Linked DNA regions of Mus musculus: region 2 is linked to region 1. The links are chromatin loops, found by intact Hi-C in ENCODE. Cell type or tissue: heart. All regions are shown on one strand.

The links. A loop is a pair of places that touch in the nucleus more often than their neighbours do. Peaks named below come from ENCODE experiments on the same cell type or tissue, not always from the same donor. Only the 100,000 strongest peaks of a DNase experiment are listed, where the experiment ranks them.
Region 2: it touches region 1 in a loop (16-fold over the local background); 3 of 42 quality-filtered maps call a loop at or near these places.

Annotation. Positions count from the first base shown.
Region 1 is chr6:116,636,339-116,644,338 of GRCm38, forward strand. It overlaps Rassf4 (Ras association (RalGDS/AF-6) domain family member 4), which reads right to left. Exons shown (of 11, transcript NM_178045.4): 7 at 5,347-5,448; 8 at 5,090-5,141; 9 at 3,895-4,016; 10 at 3,103-3,200; 11 at 1-1,960. The coding sequence ends at 1,900. Among named protein-coding and RNA genes, the nearest start is that of Mir7043, 5.7 kb to the right of the region's middle. In heart, a CTCF peak has its summit at 3,313; DNase peaks (open chromatin) are centred at 1,403, 2,763, 3,443 and 7,743; H3K27ac peaks cover 4,800 bases.
Region 2 is chr6:115,229,306-115,237,305 of GRCm38, forward strand. It overlaps Syn2 (synapsin II), which reads left to right. Exons shown (of 13, transcript NM_001111015.1): 2 at 6,709-6,766; 3 at 7,950-8,000. Among named protein-coding and RNA genes, the nearest start is that of Timp4, 19 kb to the right of the region's middle. In heart, no CTCF peak of the experiment used is centred here; DNase peaks (open chromatin) are centred at 1,496, 2,756 and 3,456; H3K27me3 peaks cover 6,152 bases.

The DNA of each region.
Region 1 (8,000 bases):
TACCATTCAGTACCATTCACTCTTAGCTGTCTACTCAATATCAGGCGCATAACTGTCTCCAAGTCTGCTCCTCCAGAAGAGGAATTACCAAGGCTCTGTCTTTGTTCCTCCAGGGTCTAGCACAGGCCTGGCATAAAACAGTCAAGTCAGTTAATTACCTCTGAGCACCGGACAGGCAGATGTCTTGAGGCTAAAAATCCAGTTCAGGTTTTCAATTTCAGAGTCTTTGGCTAGAAGATTCCTTTGCACTTCTGATGCTAAAATTCTGCAATTTAGGATGACTTTATTGCTCAGGCCATCCACAGGCCACCACCAGTGAGTCCTTTCTTGTGTTCTAAAGCAGGGCAGCCTTGCCTCAGGCGTCACACCAATTCTCAGACCGTGCACGAGGTGAAGAAGTCCTGTCAATGTGGACAGGTTCCAACAGGTGGGTGGTTCCTCTGTCAGCTGCAGCTCTTAATAGCGTGGTACAACAGCTTCGGGGATTAGAAAAACAGATCAAGGCAATAAGCACAACAAGAAGAAGCACAAGAAAGGTTGGTCCTGCAGTTTCTGCTCAACACAACAGGCGTTTGTTAAGCACCGAAGAAAGTACAGTGCCAAAGAGGGGAGGAGGCAAGAGACCTCTCTTGGCAGCTGAGCATCTCTGTGAAACAGAGCTGGGTCTGGAAAATCTAGAGGCGACATCTACCCTGCCTTGTGGCTTCCCCCTGCACAGCTGTTCTCACACTCTGCTCTTCAGGGCTCCATGAGTGGCTTCTACATGCACTGCCTTGAAGATGGAACTCTGTCTTCGAAGGCCTTCATCATACTTCTCTTTAAATCCACTGTCCACAGACCTCAGGAGAAGAAGCTGGCCTTTAGTTTGCTGTTAGACAATCATTCCCAAAACTGATATAAACCACTGCATAGTTTTCTCATTCATTCCAGAGGTTTCAATCAGCCAGCAAACAAGTGGTTCTGTATCTGTATCTAAGGGATTAGAAGCCTTTTGTCCTCAAATAGACGTTTTTCCATGTTTTGCAGAGCTTTGGTAGGAAGTATTGAGAGCTGTCCCTATCCACTAGAGAGAAACAAGCTCTGTCTCAAGGAAAGCAGGAGACATATATAGACATCCACAAGATGGAGTGAAGGGGACTGACCCTTCTGGATCCACTGTCAGCTACATGAATCAACTTCCGAAACATAATTCAATGGACATATTTCTTGAAGACAACTCCTTTCAAGGATTTCTTTGAATCACACTCACAAGTTAAGGGTGATTTGTGCCAAGAGCTGAGGAGATCTTGGTAGTCCTAGTCCCGATCTAACCTCTAGGCCAGGAATGTTGGCTGGGAAAGGAGGCTCGGAAGCCAGGATATCATGGTGAAGCAATAGTTAGAAGCAGGCCATATCTCACGACTGTTGGCAGCTCCTGCTCCAGAATGGTTCCTGAGAGGCAATGAGAAGCAAGGGAAGACAGAGTTTCTGTTCGCATGGGTGATAAGGGCAGGGACTTGTGGCCATGCAGAGGCTCAGGGACAGGCACTGGGCAAGCAGATGAAACCCATTCTCCAGGGATAGGTGCTATACAGCTCTCTCAAGCTGGAAATACACAGGAACAAGGCTGGCCATACTAATCAACCATACAATGTGGCTGGTACCACAGTTCCAAGGCTCTTTATTACCACGTAGGCCAGCTTTGCGCATAGATCCTAGCCAGCAAGTTCCTGGGTGTGCCTGTGCATGCTCACCGTGGTACCAAGACTAGAGATGCAGGATGCTATGTCGTCCGTGGAGAGGTGGAATGAGCATGGGTACTGGGCAGCAACCATTGGTCAGCGATCAGTTAGAGCTGGGTCCCTGGGACTCCATGCACACTTGCTACTGCAGGCATCACAAAAGGCAAGCTCTGGCTAGTTACTTGGCCTCCACCAGCTGTTCCAGACGCTGCAGCATTGTTAGACGCAAGGCTTGGAACCTGGAGAGAGACAAAGCTAAGGGGTTTTCCTAAGGCTAGAGGGCCAGGGAGGTGAGAGCAGAGAGTGGGGGTGATGGGAGCAGGGAGACCACTGCTCCTAGCTGGTCGACTAGCAGTCACTTCTGTCCTTCAGCAAGGAGGCTCCAGGGCAGCGGACTGTGCAGAACTTCAAAGAAAAGTGCTGGCAATTCTATTCCAGACTCTCTAGTAGGGACAGGGATGTGCTGGGATGCAGCTCAGGGCTATAGATCAGTTTGTAAGAAGACAATGCCTGAGCCAGGGCTGTGCAATTAACCTGAGCTACGTCCTTAGCCTGGGTTTTGAACTGTTCTTCCCAAACTGAATCCACTGGCCAGGTGATTCCCAGGCCTCTACTGTCTTTAAAATCCTATAGTGACATCACTGATGGGTACGATGCTCTAGAGTCCCCACTGCATCTGAGGTCTAGTTGCACAGAAGGAAGCCTGTGGGTGGATATGGCTTTCTAGGGATCATTAGTGTGAAGCCAAAATCCAAACCAGCCCCGGCTCCTGGTCTCTCATATTGGAGAGAGCATCTTGACTTCCCCGCCCAGCCCTCCTAAATGTTCCTCACACATCCTGCCCCATGCCACACATCTCTGAATCACAAACAGATCACTGGGACCCAAAGCATCATTAATGTCACATAGCCTGTCCTGATGCTGGTGACCTTTGCTCCCCCAAACAGCAGCCAGAGCTTGAGTGTTAACAATCACTGCTTCCCACTGGGCTCAAACTTCCTGCCTGTAGGACAGCCTTGGACTAGGCTGAGGTTCTATCCAGCAGACTCTGTGCTTGCTTTATCGGAGCTTGGTCATTAGCAGAACCAGAAAGCCAACCCAGGGCTCACCAGGCTCCTGCCCTTTGTCTTATGCTCCAAATTCCTCAGAGAAGAGGCCCGGCCTGGATAGGTGTATGCTTTAATTCAGGAGGCTAACACCCCAGCTTGCTATCGGTACTAATCAGTGGGGTAGGAGAGTACTACTGGGGACCGAGGTCAGCAGGCCTTCCCACTGTACTTGGTGTCTCCAGAAGGGAGAAGCCTGCCTGCTTGGACAGAGGTACGCCCTGCAGATGTTCTCTAGTGGCCAAAACCGTGTCCGGCCAGCGGGTAATGCTTACTTCATGGTCAGTTTGATTATTTCTCTTTCTTCCTCTTCTTTTAATTTTTCAACAAAACTGTCCAGCACCGGCATTTCGAACTTAATGTACTGGGCAACCTAGAAAATCCAAGACCATTAACATGTGCATTAGATGAGGGCTTGAGATGTGCTTTCCCTAGTGGCCAAAGCCAAAGTCCTGTACCCACAGGACACAGGAGCCGCCTCTCTTCCCAGCCCTACTGCTGCCATTGCTCAGTTCTGTGTGCTGGGAGAGGAGGGACTACTCTTATCTCAAAGGCAACCTTCATCCACTGGAGGAAATGCCACTGAGATAAATATTGGGAAAAGCATTCAAGTCTGTGTCATTGTCACACCCGAGTGCTCTTGGCATGGGTGGGGAGTGGGAATACCATTGTGCTCAACAATGAAAAGAAGCTGACCCAGCCCTGGGAAGCTGAGGGAGTCAGCCACAAGCTTGGAGACCCATATTCCAAGGAGGCCCCTTTGTTTAGGGGCTGCACATCTGTGTATAGTTTTATCATTGAGATTTAATACCTGTTGCCCTTGAGTTGGCCCTAGTTAAGGGCCTCTCTGTGAGTCTTTAGCATGATAACAAAAGCATCAGAAACGGTTTTACTTATGAGGAAACCAGCAGGGCTGAGCTCTCTGAGTACCCCAGTTCTTCTGTCCCCTAAGCTAACAGAACCTAGGATACACTGCCTGGGAAGACTGGGGCCAAGATCCCCTTCCTTCAAGTCTTGCCTCACAGTCCCTCCCTGTGGAGCAGGCTTTCAGCTCCACCCCCACTCACATCATGGGGCACCTCCTCGCTCAAGTCAGCTTCCATCAAGAAGATCTTGACAATTTTCTCACAGGGCCCATGCAGGATTCTGGATATCAGTGGGTACTCGCAATCTTTTAATTTTGTCTGCTCTGAAATAGAATTTTACAAAATTCATGGGGATGTGAGGATTGCCCACCTACCCCTGTATGTACGTATGCATGTATGTATGTATGTATGTATGTATGTATGTATGTAATCAGGACAGGGGCATGATAAAAGGGAGGTAGTCAGAGAATCTTTCTCAGACTTCTGTGGGTCTGCATCTTGCAAGATACATGATTCCATGGAAGGGCAGCAGAACTGGCCAACCTAGGTCAGCACTCTGGACTCAGGATTGAGGCTAGAAACAGCTGCTTTTCTCACTTTCCCAGCAGCAAGACATCAATCTGTTGAGACCTCTCATTTACTGTCAGAAGTCAGATACTGTCAGGACAGAAGCTAATCACCAGCCCCAACTCTAGACCCTTGTTAGCCCAGGGGCAGCAACAGAGGAATCCACACAATGAATGCCACTAAAAACCATCCTCACCTTCCATTAGCTACTGATACTTGGTCACCATCTTGCCTCAAAGTCCCCTCCACCCTCCATTCACCTCCATCTTCTCACCTCTCTAAAAGTTGACTTCCTTGCTATGACAAAAGGAGTCTGGGCATTCCTTTGGGTGATTCATCTCTGGGACCTTCCATGGTTATCTGGGATGACCCATTAGCAAGCCAGCTTGTTTTCCTCTTGTAGACCTGCATTTGGTTCATGTACTTTGTAGGCCCATCCAGTGAGTGGGAGTAGAGGGAAAATAATTGTCCTTCCTATATATCATTTAATAAAGGCTCGGCACAGAGAAAATCGGGACAGAGCAGACAGAGGGGGACCACAGACTTGGGGACACAGGAAATGCTTAGCAACAAGAAGCTGCCCATGGGCTGCAGAGGGACCCAGAGGGTTTACAAGAGCAGATCAGGTCGCAGCCCTGGCATACAAGTCCTACTCTCTTAACTGAGCTACGTAATGGTTCACTAATGAGAAGGGCCTGGAGAGGGTTCTTCCTAACACTGCTTTAGAGGGGTTCTCAGAACGGAACCAAGTTTGACGGTGGAGGGGAAGGTGTGGGGAAGAAGAACAGGTAGCACACTTGCTGTGTGAACACCGGAAGCTAGCACTTACCCCCAGACTCATGGACGGTGTAGAGTGCAAACTCACTGGGACCATCTTCTACCTGCACAGGCAGCCACAAGAAATCCAACCACAGCATTTTTTAGCAAAAGGGTACAGACCAACCCCACACCCTTCCTTGCCTAGAATCCCAGGGACACCGGCACATCGGCTTTCCCCCAAAAGCCAATCCCAGCAACCCCCAGTCCTTCCACCACTCAGCAAAGCAGCCTCTTGGCAAAGCTGTTGTTCCCTGGGGTCACACTTACCCGGAACTTGTTTAGTAGCAGGGTGAGCACCTGCTGGGTGGTCATAGTGCTGTTAACCCGGACGTTGGTCACAGACCCATAGGCAGGAGTGAACACTGAGGTCTGTGTAGAGCAGATAGATAGCTTAGGGCAGGTCCAGAGGAAACATAGCTAAAGTTCTGAGCAGACCAAAACAGCGGGAGACTACTTCTTAGAGCACCTGTCCCATGACCATGATGTTTGTTCCTAGACCTGGGGACACTCAAGGAGCTATGTGTCCTCAGAGCACTCTGAAGAAGGTGCTTAACACTGTACATACCCATCAACAGCAGCTCTCTGGATCTTGGAAACCAGGACCCTGGAAGGAATTCACTGGGGTAGGACACAGGGCTCTCCATCACTCTACCTACCGACAGCATCAGCATCAACAAACATCTGTGGACTTAGGCTCAAAGCTTCCAGATCTACTCTCTTCCCCAAGTGCTGTCCAAGCAGAGGCCTCCAGTCTCACTGTGGCATTTGCCAACAAGCCCCTTCCTCTCACCTTCTAGCATATCCTTCATACCACTCCCCTTGGTGCTACCTTTTAAAATACTCCAGATAACAAAATGTGATCTAGCCCAGGTTCATATAGTCGTACCTGGGTCTTCCTACATCTCTCACTCCCAAAGAGACCTGATGGCTCAGAAACAACCCTTGGAGAAGACTGCCAGGCATGTCTGCTTATGTCAGAACCCCCTTTTAGAAAATATGTAAGGCTTCCTGTGGCCTGTATGAGGCCATGGGCATCTCCTCTCACTCTTCAGCACACAGGATGCCAAGTCCTCCAACAAACATCTGGTGCTCCAGCTAATTTTAAAAATTGCTTATTTAAACATTCCTGTATACTTTTTTGAGTCAAATTCTAACCACACAGACCAGGATGGTTTGAAACTCAAGACCTTCTTGCCTGGCCTCCCAAAAGCCAGGATTGCAGTTTAGTATCACCATGCCAAGCAGATAATGTTTACTCTTTTGTGGTCCTGGAAATTGAACCCTGGGTCTTGTACATACTAAGTACCTACAAGTACTCCACCACCATGAAGAACACCCCCAGCTCTCTTCTTTGATTTTTAGATAAGGTCTCACTACGTGGCCTTGAACCACTTGCACAGCTTAAGCTGTCTCAAAACAGGATCGCCATACTTTGTCACCATGCCTGGTTTATTTATAATTCACCATGCCTGGTTTATTTATAATTTTTTTTTACATGAGAGGCATGTTATTTTTTTTTGTAATTATCTTGATTTTTCTTCTAACACAGCACAGATAGCTCCTAACTTATGATGGTGTGACTCATCATTTTTTACTTTACGACAGTGCAAAAAATATACACATTCATCAAACCATCTCTTAAACTTTAAATCTGGATCCTCCCACCCGCCACCATCGTATGGAATCCAATGCTACTCTCCGTGCCGGGCAGCAATGGTGTGAACAGCTCCCGGTTAGCCACATAATCCTCTGGAGAAGCAACCGGAACTCTCCAGGGGGCTGTGTCGCTGAGCCGCGGAGCACTGTGACTTGGGTGCTGCATGTATTTCCACCTTATGTTTTCAATTAGGATGAGCTCATCGGGACACAGCTAGGCTGTCAGAGAGCTTTCTTGTAGGAAAATTAACCAGGACACTGTCTGAGGCTTGGGAAGCCTGCTACAAGCACTATAACCAGGCACGGAATGTGTGAAGCGTCTTACAAGTCCTCTTGATCCTTACAGTGGCCCTCTGGGTTACCTACAGCTGTTCCTATTTTCTGAGAAAGGAAACCTCGGTTGGGATGTTAAATACCTGGTTAGGGTTAGCCATTTGGAAAGGACTGTGCTGTAGCGGAGGAGTCTGCGGTGTTTAGAACTTCATGTGCTTCCTATCTGCTTAAAGCTGGTGCATCCCATCAAACCTGACTGTGCTGCAGTGAGCCTACCAACCCTAGCTGACACCCACAAGCACAACAGGCTACAGGCTGTACAGGAAATGAGCCTTTGGAACAGAGGTCCTCAACCTTCCTAACGCTGAGACCCTTTAATACAGTTCCTCATGTTGTTATGACCCCCAACCATAAGATCATTTCGTTGCTACTTCATAGCACAAATTTTGCTACTGTTATGAATTGTAATGTAAATATATGTGCTTTCTCATGGTCTCAGAACCATCCTATGGTGACCTCCTATGAAAGGGCCATGTGACCTCCCCCCAAGGGGTTGTGACCCATAGGTTGAGAACCACTATTGTTGTGCCAAAGATGCATGGAAGGTCATTCAACTACTTCAAGGAGAGGAACATTCTTGTCAACAAGGCTGTGTTTGTTCTGCACAAAGCCTGCCTTGGACATATACCAGCCAAGTAGAGAGAAGGTCGTTGGATTGCTTTCTTATCACAGTGGATCACATCTGGATCCGAGTAGCCAGGACAAAGCAGTGGGGATACCTACAATTGGATGGGTCTGGGGATAAAACCCATGCTGTTAGTCATAACAGTTTAGGGAAATGAACGTGAAGCACAGTTGTCAGGAATAAAATCTAGGACAAGTACTCCCACCAAAAAACGTCAGTGCTGTCAATTAGTAATTTTCATTGTTGTTTGTGTCTTAAGGAATCTGTACCCCAACTTCTAAGAACATTGTGTATAGAGGAGGTGAAA
Region 2 (8,000 bases), 1.4 Mb before region 1:
TAACTCCTTCCATGGGTGTTTTGTTCCTAATTCTAAGGAGGGGCATAGTGTCCACACTTCAGTCTTCATTCTTCTTGAGTTTCATGTGTTTAGCAAATTGTATCTTATATCTTAGGAATCCTAGGTTTGGGGCTAATATCCACTTATCAGTGAGTACATATTGTGTGAGTTCCTTTGTGAATGTGTTACCTCACTCAGGATGATGCCCTCCAGGTCCATCCATTTGCCTAGGAATTTCATAAATTCATTCTTTTTAATAGCTGAGTAGTACTCCATTGTGTAGATGTACCACATTTTCTATATCCATTCCTCTGTTGAGGGGCATCTGGGTTCTTTCCAGCTTCTGGCTATTATAAATAAGGCTGCTATGAAGATAGTGGAGCATGTGTCCTTCTTACCAGTTGGGGCATCTTCTGGATATGTGCCCAGGAGAGGTATTGCTGGATCCTCCGGCAGTACTATGTCCAATTTTCTGAGGAACCGCCAGACTGATTTCCAGAGTGGTTGTACAAGCCTGCAATCCCATCAACAATGGAGGAGTGGGCACAGGGGGAAAATTCCTGAATAGAACAGCAATGGCTTGTGCTGTAAGATCGAGAATCGACAAATGGGACCTCATAAAATTGCAAAGCTTCTGTAAGGCAAAAGACACTGTCAATAAGACAAAAAGTCCACCAACAGATTGGGAAAGGATCTTTACCTATCCTAAATCAGATAGAGGACTAATATCCAATATATATAAAGAACTCAAGAAGGTGAACTCCAGAAAATCAAATAACCCCATTAAAAAATGGGGCTCAGAGCTAAACAAAGAATTCTCAGCTGAGGAATACCGAATGGCTGCGAAGCACCTGAAAAAATGTTCAGCATCCTTAATCATCAGGGAAATGCAAATCAAAACAACCCTGAGATTCCACCTCACACCAGTCAGAATGGCTAAGATCAAAAATTCAGGTGACAGCAGATGCTGGCGTGGATGTGGAGAAAGAGGAACACTCCTCCATTGTTGGTGGGATTGCAGGCTTGTACAACCATTTCTTTTTTTAAACTTATTTTTATGAGTATATATTAGTTATGTGTAATGATGGGTTTTGGCATGAAACTTTCACACATGGATATATGTTCTGACCATATTCACACACATCTGTTACCATCTCTTATCTCACTCTCATACCCATAATTCTCTTCATAGCATCTGCATGCCAGACATTATCAAATATGGTAAAATACATAAAGCATTTAGTGTTTGGTTCTCAGCAAGTCTTTACTGCTAATTATTAAGTTGTCATTAGCTCCCCCACCCACATTTGTTTTGTTTTCTTTTGTTTTGAGATAAAGTCTTAATATGTTGCCCAGGTTAATCTCAAACTTTTGGGTGCAAGCCATCTCCCACCTCCCCCATCATGCACCACTAAAGATATTCTTTTCCTTGAATAACAAGAGTTATATCTAGACGCCTCTGCTCGTTTTAGTAATAAGGGGAGATGTTTTATTACCTGGCCCGTTAAGGAAGCTGCAAGCTGTTAAACTCCCATGGATCCCCAGCTGCTAGGCTTATTAAGAAAATGTTACAATGGGGGGAAATTGACAACACAGGCAATACAGATATTTTTAGTTTGTGCTGCAAGGGTGTACATCTTGGGTTCTGTTTAGGATTGAGCACAAGGGTATGAATCTGGATTATTTTATAAGATTGTCAATCAGAAATCCATGCTAAGTGCTTACTCTGTTGCCGTCTTATGTAAGGGATAGTATGAGAAAACCAAGGTAGGTGAAATACATTTCCAAACTTTCAAACTTTGTTAGGAGGGAAGTAGTTTGATAATTCTGTAAGAAGCTGTGTCCATTTCTTGCATCAGGAATTCTACAGAAATTATTTCCCATGTCTACATATTAAAATGTAAACCATGTAGCACCAGTGAGGCAAAGCCAAGAATGTGGAGATCTACTCACTAGTAAACATCCATTAAGCCACCATATAGAGAGAGCCTTCCATGCAGCTGTTACAGGGATCCCACTGCTGGGTGCATAAAAGCCTATCACTGAGACACACTCTGGAGAGAAAATTAAGGCCCGAAAAAGTTTTTGTAGCAAGATGCCATATGTGTGTGCTTAGAGCACACAGTCATGTTTACACCCCCACCCTACTTGGGAGGGCATGCTGGCAAACGACAGCGGGATTGTATGTGTTAAGAGATGAATGGAAAAATGGACCATTTACATTTTTATCATTTTATGTAGTTTTTGAATATGGATTGAATAATTTAGCAATATAAACAACTTTGGTATTATTTGTTTAAATATAGGATTCTTTCCAAAGGCCACCCAGCCAGGAAAGGGTGCAGCCAAGGCTGCAGAGCATCTGTCCTCTGGATCCTTGCACACTGCTTCCTGCTAGCACCCCCTTAAGTTCAGGAGGTGTTTCTGTCATTTGCTAGTAAGTTATAGAACTTATTCCATTAAATTATTTCTAGAAAACTAATCAGAAGGTCCAGGGCCCAGCTGCTTCAACAATGTGTTCATCCTCTAGAAGAGGGGTTTGCACCTTGTCTGTTACCATCTTGGCTCTTTTATGATGATAACATTGTAGCTTAGCCAGGAAAAAATCAGTGACCCTGAACTAGGAAACACAAACCGAGATTTCCAACAGCACAAATTACCTTAAGGAAAAGGCATTAGGATAGCTTGCGAGGTTGGGGTGGAGGAAAGGCATGAAAATAGTTCCATTAGCCAACTTGGTCAGTGGGCAGGTGCAGGAAGTGGCAGATAATCCCAGCCAAGATCTATAAATATACCCCAGTATCACTATTCAAAACCCACAAAATAAATGAGCAAGTTAGAAAACTTGGCAGCATGTAGAATCTAGATGCAAACCCTCAGTTCTCAGTTAACTCACGATGTTTTCTGTGAGTCGGCATGCTGTTGAACTGTTTGGGGTTTCTGTTTCCCCAGCAGTCCAGTGGTCAGGAAGCATTCTCTCTTAGCTCCTTCACAGAGTTGTGAGAAACTAGTATGTCAAAGAACAACCTTTGAAAGTGCTAACCTTCACAGGGAATGAAGGTCTCTGACACTAATCTTACAGAAAAGCTATTTGAGACTTGAAGGTAGGAGGAAGCATCAAGAGAGCATTTGTGATAGCAGTGCAGGCATACAACCAAAGAAAAGCCATCTTGTTGGTCATTTATTTTAGTTCGGCTTATGATTATAAGCAAAGACTGACTGAGCCCAGTATCTGCAGAGCAGTGACAGTGCCATGCATAGACAGAACTGTCAAGAGAGTGGCATGTGCTACAGGGGCATGCTGAGCTATGAATGTTGATCAGGGCCCTGGAAGCAAACTGATGTGAAACTTAGGAAGGAATTAGGGCAGAGGTGGGGGTTGGACTTAGTGATCCAACTCCAGGATGGCCCAGTGCCTCAGAGGAGCAATTTCAGGGTGGCCAGGGACTTGGATAGCACAAATGACAACTTCCTAGAACGGTCTGTTCCAGAATCCATAGAGCAAAGGAAATAGCCTGGCCTTATCCTGAGTAAGTTGACAGGAACCAGGAAAGGAAGTATTTGTGGTGGGACAAGTACTTATAGCATCATTAAGTCTCTTCTGAGTAGAAAAAAATGGGAAAAAAAACTTGGTGCAGCACATGTGGTAAGTCAGTTTCCATGGCGTGGGAGAGCGGGAGGAACACAGCAGCAGAGGAAGATGGTGCTGGGTGGCATGGGGCACTGCACTCAGGGTCCTGTGTGGCTGTGCCACTAACATGCTAATGACCTTGGAAATGTCATTTTCTTCCTGAGAATTTTGAATTTTTTTTTTTTTGTTTCAAAGAGTTTTCTTCCTATCTGGTCAGTTATTATGAGGATTAAGTATTCTTTTAAAACAAACAAACAAACAAACAGGCCGGGCAGTGGTGGCACACGCCTTTAATCCCAGCACTTGGGAGGCAGAGGCAAGCAGATTTCTGAGTTTGAGGCCAGCCTGGTCTGCAAAGTGAGTTCCAGGACAGCCAGGGCTATAAGAGAAACCCTGTCTCAAAACAAACAAACAAACAAACATTTTAAAAATTATATAATTTCTTTATTTACATTTCAAATGTTAACCCCTTTCCTGGCTTCCCCTCCAAAAACCCCTATCCCTTCTCCCTCCCCCTGCTCACCAACCCACCCACTCCTGCTTCCTGGCCCTGGCATTCTTCTACACAGGGGCATGGAACCCAAGGACCAAGGGCCTCTCCTCCCATTGATGTCTGACTAGGCCATCCTCTGCTACGTATGCAGCTGGAGCCATGGGTCCCTCCATGTATACTCTTTGGTTGGTGGTTTAGTCCCTGGGAGCTCTGGGGGTACTAGTTGGTTCATATTGTTGTTCCTCCTATGGGGCTGCAAACTCCTTCAGCTCCTTGAGTCCTTTCTCTGGCTCCTTCATTGGGGACCTTGTTTTCAGTCCAATGGATGGCTGTGAGCATCCACCTCTGTATTTGTCAGGCACTGGTAGAGCCTCTCAGGGGACAGCTATGGATTAAATATTCTTATAAGCAACTAGCATACAGCTCCTAGAACACAATGCAAAATAAAATATTGGTGTATTCCTTTATTTTGAGAAGAGGTTCAGAAAACCTCCAATGGAACAAGCCAGTTGGGAATGTAGAGCTCAGGGGAAAAGCAGGCATGATTTAGTCTACTAGGCGCAGGTACCCAGCCCATCTTTACAAACAGAGAACAAAGCCAAAATAGCAGAGAAGAAAAATCTTATAGAGGGAAGGAAGATTAGAGGCAGGAAAGAGAAAATATAACTGTGCAAGAATGTAGTCTCCTCATACAGGCCTGATGCCGTTAATGCATAGGATGAAGTTCCTCTCAACCTGACAGATTGGGAAGACACTGGACTGCATAACTCAGCATCACTTGTTTTCCCTGTGATACAGGCTGAGTTTTATGTTTGGTTGTAGCTGTTTTCCTTGGTTGTCAGCTCTCCTGATATGTATATGAAGAAATCAAGCATTAATAGCAATCTCTCTCTCCTCTCTCCTCTCTCTCTCTGTCTCTCTCTCTCTGTCTGTCTCTCTCTCTCTCTCTCGTTCATTCTGTTCTGATTCCATCTTTAAAAGAAAGAAAGATTCCTCTCTTTATCCCAACCACTGTGTCCCCTCCCCCCTCCACTCCTCCCAGCTCTCAGCTCTCTCACCTCACTTCTTCCCCATATCTGCTTCCCCTCCATCTCCCATCACAAAAGAGCAGGCCTCCAAGAGACAATAACCAAACAGAACAAAACAAAAAGGCAAGGCAAAAGTCCTTACACTGAAGCTGGAGAGGCAACTAAACAGAGGAAAAGACTCTAAAGAGCAGGCAAAAGAGTCAGAGACACACCCGCTCCCACAGTTAGGAGTTCCACACAAACACCAAGCTAATAGCAAAAACATATATACAGAGGACCTGGTACAGACCCATGCAGGCCTGTGCTTGCTACTTCAGTCCCTGTGAGCCCCCATGAACCCTGCTTAGTTGATTCCGTGGTTCCTGGTGTCCTCCATTCCTTCTGACTCCTATAATCTTCCCTCCCCTCTTCAGGGATTCCTCAAGCTCCAAGGGTAGGGACCCAATGGAGATATCTAATTTAGACTTTCTCCTCAAGTTTGGCTGTGGGTCTCTGCATCTACTCCTATCTACTGCTGGAGGAAGCATCTGTGAATATAACAGAATACCATTAGGAATCATTTCATTGATTTTTTTTTTTTAAAGATACATCTTGTTTGGCTCTACCCTAGGTCTCTGGGATATCCAGTCTCTGGTTTTTGGCCATCCAAGCAGTGTTGGACATGTGCTCCCTCTCATGGAGTGGGCCTTAAGTTAAATTAGACATTGGTTGGCCACTTCCACAAGTTCAGTGTCATGATTGCCCCAGAACATCTTGCATGCAGGACAGATTGTAGGTCAAAGGTTTTGTGGTCCAGTTGGCGTTCATGATTCTCTTTCTGTCACCCACAGAGTACCTTCCTGCACCAAAGACACTAAGAACACAGGGGCGAAGGCTCCACGATTAACCTTTCCATGTTCAATGAGCTGTGTGGATGTCCTCTGCAATGGGACCTCACTGTCTGTCTGCGAAGAGTAGCCATCTGTCCTAGCATCAGCCTAGTTGGCTGGGGATCTTCACAGGACCCTCTCAGCCAAAAACTCAACCAAATGCAACCCTGTCCATAGGAACTTCTTTAAATCCTAAAAGTGTACAGGTTGATGACAGTTATAAATAGAGTGAAACACAGGGTTAGAAGACAGGGACACATCAGAGGTGTTTAAGATTGGCCTAGTCTTTACCAAGAACAATATGGAGGATATTCATATTTCTAGACATACACACACACTCTCTCACCCTGTCTCTCTGTCTCTGTCTCTGTCTCTGTCTCTCTCTCTCTGTGTGTGTGTGTGTGTGTGTGTATGTGTGCTGTGTCATACAGGAGATTAGATCATAAAATGACAGGTTGAAAGTGAAAGGGTACTGTGGATTATTTTGCAGGTGGGTAAATTGGTGCTTAAAGGAAGTGGCTTGCTTGGGGCATTATGGCAATCAGTAGCAAACCAAGAGCCTGAACCCAAGTCCCCCCACTCTCAGTCTGGGGTCCATCTGCTGTAGTCCTCTTATTGAGGAGATTGTATGTCTGAGTTCACACACTTGCACAAAACTAATTCATGTGCCCTTCTCCTTTTCTTTAGGGCCAAATGCTTTCGGGGCAAAAAAATCCTTGGAGATTATGACATCAAGGTGGAACAGGTAATCAACATGAAGCCTCACATGATCTCCACCATCCCAGAGTGAGCCATCTCTTACTGTCCAGAGTCCCCCACTGGGTTCTCAAATGTGCATCTCCTGGCATAGGGCTTTTCATTTATTTCCTTGACTTAACAGTTCAGAGGCAAACAGTGTGGTTCTCAATAGTGTCTCTTGCAGTGCAGGGTTCCAAGATGAGGAAGCTAAGGGGAGTGTCTTCCTAGCCTACTGACCTTATCCCCATGCTGTTGGTGACAGTGTGATTCTGAGTGAACACATGTTTTAGGTTCATTGTCTGCCTACTTTGACCCTAGGGGTACACTTCAGAGGGAATCCATTGTTTTTACAGGGAGCTTGAAAGGCTGTTTGTTTGTTTATTTGTTTGTTTGTTTACCTTCCTCTGCCTCTTGCTCCATGTAATAGAAAATTAGGTTCTTTGTGGGGAGGAGATGGCCTGCTTAAATAACATATTTTCTAAGTAATAACAAGTTTTTCCTTCTCTCTGTGTTAGAATTTACAGAATAATAGGATACTATTACTACTGTTATTTGTTTATTTTTGCAACATTATCTCTCTAAGTGGCCCTGGCTGTTTTGGAACTTGATTTAGACTTGCAAAGATCAGCCTACCTTCTGATTCCAGAAAGCAAGGATTAAAGGAGTACACCACCATGCCCAGACTGTATTCCATTCTTAAAACAACTTGTTAGATAGTCTGGATTGATTAAAAAAAACAACAAACAAAAACAAACAAACAAACCTACCCATATGTTGTAGACTGAAGAACCAGAAACCCAGGCAAGGCAATGCTGGGTTTGACATGCTGTCAGGAACAGGGGAGACAGAAACCCAGCAGCCTAACCCAGAACCCAGGACTTCAAGCAGAGACTAAGAAAGAAGATGCTTGTCCTGGTCACATTCTGTCTCTGCAGAGAGGTGCAGGGGATGCTGAGCTGGGAATCAGAAGACACAGTGAGAGGTTCTGTTTGTTCAGAAAAGCCATGTAACGCTGCCATTTTCTCCTTTGATAGATGGGGAGGGTTCTCTCTAGTACCTGACTCAAAGGGTTTCCTTGAGTAGTGGGTGAAATCTAATGGATATGAAAAACAGAGAAACTAAATAGATGCTTGGTCTATGGCTGCTGCTGTGTGCAGGACTGAGACTCACTGTGTACTGTCACTCTCCAGGCAGAATTCTCAGAGCTTAACCTGGTGGCCCATGCAGATGGAACCTACGCC